2 separate regions of the Mus musculus genome follow, and region 1 is linked to region 2. Evidence: chromatin loops called from intact Hi-C (ENCODE). Cell type or tissue: left cerebral cortex. All regions are shown on one strand. Links, peaks and the distances in the headings refer to the core of each region. The heading gives the core; the rest is flanking DNA.

Region 1 (2,913 bases), core at 121-2,620, 98 kb before region 2:
TCACAGCTCACACTTCACAGGGCCCTCTGCTGCCATAGTTCACTGCTCATAGGGACCTCAGTCACGATAGCTTACTGTTCACAAGGGCCTTGGTCACTATAGTTCACTGTCTGTGGGGACCTCAGTCATTGTAGTTCAGTGTTCATAGGGATTTCGGTCACCATAGCTCACTCTTCACAGGGCTTTTTGTTGAGATTCTCCTTTAGGCTACAACATCCTGTTCTTGGATGACCTAAAGCCACCGTCTTAGAGGATTTGCCATTCAGTTTTCAATCAAAGCAATTCTGTAAATTCACACTAAAAACGAAGCAAAGGAAGTAGAGGCTACACTTGAGTGAAAGCCCTGTCCATCTGATGCCATCTCCAGAGACAGCATCTCCTCTCCACTTCTCGCACTCCAGTCAGTCTCTAGCCCCTTGTTAGAACAACTGGATCTACTTTCTGGGGTGAGGCAGAGACAGACAGACAGGTAAATAAAAATGCAGAGACACACACAGTGTCTCTGGAGGGAGAGGATGAAAAAAAGGGAGAGGGAGAACCTGGTGTACGGTTGTACCAAATAAGAGGAAAAGGAAGACAGGATGGAGGAGGATTTAAAAAGGATTAAGAGACACAGTGGATTTGCTGATGGGTTGTGGAATGAAAAATGGTTTTCAAGGTCCTCTGAGTTGCTTTGGGGAGTAGTATCATTGTTCATAGTCTCTCTCCCTCCCTCTCTCCCTCCCTCCCTCCCTCCCTCCCTCCCTCCCTCCCTCCCTCCCTCCCTCTCCCTCCTTTCTCCCTCTCTGTCTTTCTCTCCCCCTCTTTGTCTCTGTCTCTATCTGTCTTTCTCTCTCTCTCTCTGTGGGAAAAGTTCCTTGCTATAGAAAAAATATGTATCTGTACCATTATATCAAGTATATTTTACTTTTACCTTTAAAATCTCTCTCTGAGGGTTAGGGGTATAGTATAGTGGTACAGTGTTCATCCAATCACCAGCATTGCCAACAGCCAGTTCCATGCCCCCTTTTGCTAGTCCAGTAAATTTAAAATTAATCAGGGCGAGCTGAAAGGGAGATTCAGGAATCCACAAATCCTATGGAAGAGTTTACAGGCTGTGAACTTACAACAAAGATTTGTTTTAGGCTCAGATTTTTCTGTATTCAATTTGGGAACAAACTATTCCATCTGCCTGAGAGAAATAAAAATCTTAAGGGGAAGGAGTAGCTTTGAACACTGGGACTTTAACCATGAAGAGAGACAATATCAATTATTGCTCGCCTATAGTCAAGCAGGACCCAGTTCACTGTCAGACACTTGAAACAGTCTGAACCCAGCTATTTGGTTGAGTATATAAATTGACCACCAGATGGCAGCATATGATTTTTAAAAGAAACACTACTCCCCTCCCCCCACCTTCCAGCCCCTGCACACCACCCCCACACCTCCAAAGTGTACACAGAGAGGTAGACATCACCCATAGTGAACATTTTTCTTCTTGTTCCTAAAATTGGAATGAAATGAGGAATAACACAGAGAAGTAAGAAACAGAAGGAAAGAAGTAAGCTGAAGGAAACGTGGGAGGGAGAAGATTTAAAAAGAAACTAAAAGAAAAAAGAAAAAAAAGAAGCATATCCAACTAGATGACAGTTCATCACAAACGACAACGGGCGGGCTGCTGATGTAGGAAAGTTCCGAGGGAGGAAACGGTGCTATAACCACAGGCATTCACAGCCTACATGTGTGAGTGAGTACAAGATAGACTCTTGACCTTCTTCTAAAAGCAGCTGTCTCCTTGGGAAACTACAAGAATGAGTTTACATTTTCAACATGTTTTCTTTTCTTTAAGGCTCGAGTTACCTGAATTCTCCATTTGTATTTGAAACTTATTTTAATCAGTGTTCTTCAAGGAGGTCATGCACACTGGATTCCATGGTTGGACATGCAAGTAAGGGAAGTGACTCAAGACAGCAGAAAGTATTCAGACACATACCAACAGGGATGCATCCATGTAATAAAGAGGAAAGACACACACCAACAGGGATGCATCCATGTAATAAAGAGGAAAGACACACACCAACAGGGATGCATCCATGTAATAAAGAGGAAAGACACACACCAACAGGGATGCATCCATGTAATAAAGAGGAAAGACACACACCAACAGGGATGTATCCATGTAATAAAGAGGAAAGACACATACCAACAGTGATGTATCCATGTAATAAAGAGGAAAGACACACACCAACAGGGATGCATCCATGTAATAAAGAGGAAAGACACACACCAACAGGGATGCATCCATGTAATAAAGAGGAAAGGAGAAGGAGCTTTGAGCCAAGAAGCTCATGACCTGAGAGGGATTCTCGGGATCTGTCTCTGACTCTCCACGGACCACAACCACTACCCAAGACCATTCTTCAACTTCTTCAACTACTCTCTCTTTCCTAACTAACTAGTATGTCTCGAGAGTGTAAGATGGGACAGATCTCACATAGTGGTGATAGGCTTGGGCATTGAGGCTTCTTTGAGTAGGGCTTTCTACCTCTACAGTAACGACATCTTGGATTGGATAATTCTTTGTGTACTCTTTCCATTATAGCATAGTTAGTAGCCTTCTGGCTGCCACTTGCTGGATGCCAATAATACACCCCTACCTAGTTTATGGCATCCAAAAGCATCTCTAGACATTGACAAGTGTTGCCTGGGCAGGAGATTTGCTACCTTCCCTGTTTTGGAACCTCTGCTCTAGAAAGACTCTAATTATAGGGATGAAAGACATTATAAAGGCTCTGCTTTCTTGCTTTTCTTCTCTTGGGAAAAATTCTTTCTGAATCAAAAGAGAAATGTATGCTCAAATATCCAGTAGAGATTTGCAAGTATTAAAGCCATTCACAAAATGTGTTTCTTATGGCTAGGATAATGTTCTCTATA
Region 2 (2,913 bases), core at 321-2,820:
ACTACCTGTTTAAAACAGAGCTTAAACCTCTGCCCAAGTTTCCAGTTCTTGGATTTCCCCACATTTAGAGAATAAATTTTCCTGACATATTATTGTAATGTTTTATGGGTAAAAAAAATTTACAACATTACCCTTAACTTTTAAAAATATATTTGTTACCTCACTGCCTTACAGATAAATTTCCCAATTTTTGTCACAGGATCAATAAGATTCTATAGAACTTACTCATCAAAGTCTTTCCCCCAGTTTTATTTTTCCACTCTGAACAGATTTTTTTTTTTGTCTGCGATGTGGAAACTTATGTATTATTTATCAACAGATACCTCGGGCAACTGTTGGGAAGTACCCCTCCAAAAAAAGCAAAGCAAAGCAAAACAAAACAAAACAAATCCATACAAAGAACTGCAAAAGATCCAAGTAGCATCTCAGACAATAAGAATGGAGACCGGATCAGTTGCTCAATAATCTGGGACATCAGAAGGCTAACTAACTGTGATCAGTTCTCCAAACGGTGCCCCCACTTGACCAGACTAGCTTTCCAAAGAAAGATCAGAGACCAGGAGAAAACAAAGCATGCTCCAAAAAGAGCTCTTAATACCTCAGCTTTCCTGAGAGGCCAGGTGGCAGGATGTGGGACAACGGACCCGGACTGACAACACACTATCTCAGTGTGGAGTCGGGGCTGCAGCAGGGAGTCTTACATGCCACCTAAAGTGGAGTCCCCAACAAGCAGGCCAGAGAATCATTTCTGCATGCATACTCTTCTTAAACTGTGGCAACTAGAGACCTAGTGGCAATCTCAAAGCACGCCCCTCCCCTCCACCTCCCGCCCCGCAACCCTCCTCCCACAGATCACTGAAAGGTTAGCTGACCGAAGTCTCCAAGTTGGATTTGGTGGCCTCTGAGAAACCCATCCCCTGTTGGGCCAGTTGTGCACAATATGGGAAAAAAGCCCAACGCGGTTCTGCAAGGTCTACGTGCCTATGAACACGCTGCACTTGATTTCCAAGTGGGGGGGGGGTGTCACCCACGACCACACGACCTAGGAACCCAAAAGGTGACTGACTATTCATCAGCCAGCTGCAGCTCCTGTCACCCTGCAGGATCGAAAAGGAATAGCTAGCTAACTAGTCGGCTGAAGAAACTTCGGGCTGTCAACCTAAACACCTGGCACCGGGACCTCAACTCCGGCCAACAATACCCCAACTCCAGGATCCCTGCAAAGCCAGCGCAAGGCAGCTCCACACTGAGCTGGCCGTGCACCCCGAATCTGGCTGGCAGTGCACCCCACTGACCGAGGACCCCCGCATTCTGCTAGCCGTGCACCCCGCAGCCGGAGCATCGCTCACCTCTTGGGGCCGCGCGGAGCCCTCGCAGAGCCCAAGTGGCCGGCCGGCCGTCACTGGCGCGCGCCGCAGCCCGGGATCGTGGTCCGGGTCGTGGTGGGGGTCGGGCCGAGGCGGAGCCCCATGGACACCCGATCGGGCTCGCTGGCTGAGGGGGTGTGCACGTCTTTCGGCGGCCTGGCTCACCGCTCCGCCTCCGGCTCCGAAGACTACAGACTGGGCAGTTCCCTTTTTTGCCTTTCAGTTGTATGCTTTGCCAACAGGGGGATTTCCGATGGAAATTCCAGTCACGTGACCCGCGTGGCGCGCCGCCGACCGGCAGAGGGCGCTCTAAGCCGTGCCCGCCCCGCCCGGAGAAACTCCTAGGTCCCGCCCCGGGGTGTCCCCGCGTGAGTCACCTGGGCATTTCGGAAGCTGCCTTCCACGTCACATCCATGTGGAAATCGCGGTGATGGGAACTGGAAATGCAATAGGTTCTTTTTTATAGCTTCTTTTCTGAAGAAAATCAGCTGTGAAAAGGAAGGGAAATTAGAGAGAAAACCCAAAAAACCACCCAGACACACAGGACCTCAGGCTTGAAGCTTGGCTTTGAAGTCTGGGCTGTGCACGTGATGAGCACTTCAGAAAGAGCCCTCCGCAGGGTCCCGAAGGGAATTGACAGAAAAAGCGGCAGGGTTCTCCAAGCCATGTGTCAGCTTCAGGTTGGATGCAGTGCAGAGTGAGATCAGACCCCATGGTCCTGCAGTTTTTGAGTTACGGGGGGTGGGGGGGGGCAAGGTCAATTTCAGAGAGAATTAGATTCGCCTCCCCCACCCCCACTCCTACACACCCTCCATTTCTCCTTTATTTCCCTGTTCCAAGGAGCGTTTTAAAGTTTAGAAATTTCTTCAAGTTTATTGCTGGCTTTCCCCGATCCTTCTACAGTTGTTTTCTTAAGTATTGTTTGGCTGGCCTGAGAATTAGTTCGCCCCATGAAGCCAATGGAGGATAGCCTTCCACAATGCCCTGATTGATCCCCGACTTGCCTTTCTTGAGAGGGGAGAAAGCTTCGCTTCACTTAGACAGGGGCTTGAGCTCTGCAGAAAGAAGCGAAAATGCTTTTACCTTTCTGGAGAAAGTGGAGTGTGTATGGGGGTGAGGTGGGGTGGGGTGGGGATACTCTCTGCAGAGCTACACACTAGAAACTGAGGTGGCTTCATTCACTGGCCAGGAAGGGCCACTCTGAGAAGGTGACATTGAAACTCTGTGACAAAGAAACCTCCAGGCAGTCTAGAGATAAGACCTCAAGGGTCAGCCACATTTGATACATCAAGGGGCTGAGCAGAGCTCTCTGGGTGGTTGTGCTGGGGCTAGGGTGCAGGGTGTGAGGCTCTTCCCGGAAAGGAGCCGGGATCTGTTTGAGGGACCACGGGAGGTCTGCGGAGTGACCTGATGTTATTTTAAATAGTGTTTAGTGTGATTAATTTACTCTGTGTGTGTGTGTGTGTGTGTGTGTGTGTGTGTGTGTGTGTGTGTGAGTGTGTATCTCTAGGGTCCCCTGGCAGGATTCCTAGAAAATAGCGCAAAC

Evidence for each region. A loop is a pair of places that touch in the nucleus more often than their neighbours do. Peaks named below come from ENCODE experiments on the same cell type or tissue, not always from the same donor. Only the 100,000 strongest peaks of a DNase experiment are listed, where the experiment ranks them.
Region 1: it touches region 2 in a loop (2.6-fold over the local background); 7 of 42 quality-filtered maps call a loop at or near these places.

The regions. Positions count from the first base shown.
Region 1 is chr10:18,915,853-18,918,765 of GRCm38, forward strand. No RefSeq gene overlaps it. Among named protein-coding and RNA genes, the nearest start is that of Perp, 72 kb to the left of the region's middle. In left cerebral cortex, for the core only: a CTCF peak has its summit at 1,336 (motif pointing right); DNase peaks (open chromatin) are centred at 1,409 and 1,628.
Region 2 is chr10:19,013,804-19,016,716 of GRCm38, forward strand. It overlaps Tnfaip3 (tumor necrosis factor, alpha-induced protein 3), which reads right to left and starts at 1,607. Exons shown (of 9, transcript NM_009397.3): 1 at 1,350-1,607. In left cerebral cortex, for the core only: a CTCF peak has its summit at 1,665 (motif pointing right); DNase peaks (open chromatin) are centred at 695, 1,235 and 1,678; H3K4me3 peaks cover 2,104 bases; H3K27ac peaks cover 1,072 bases.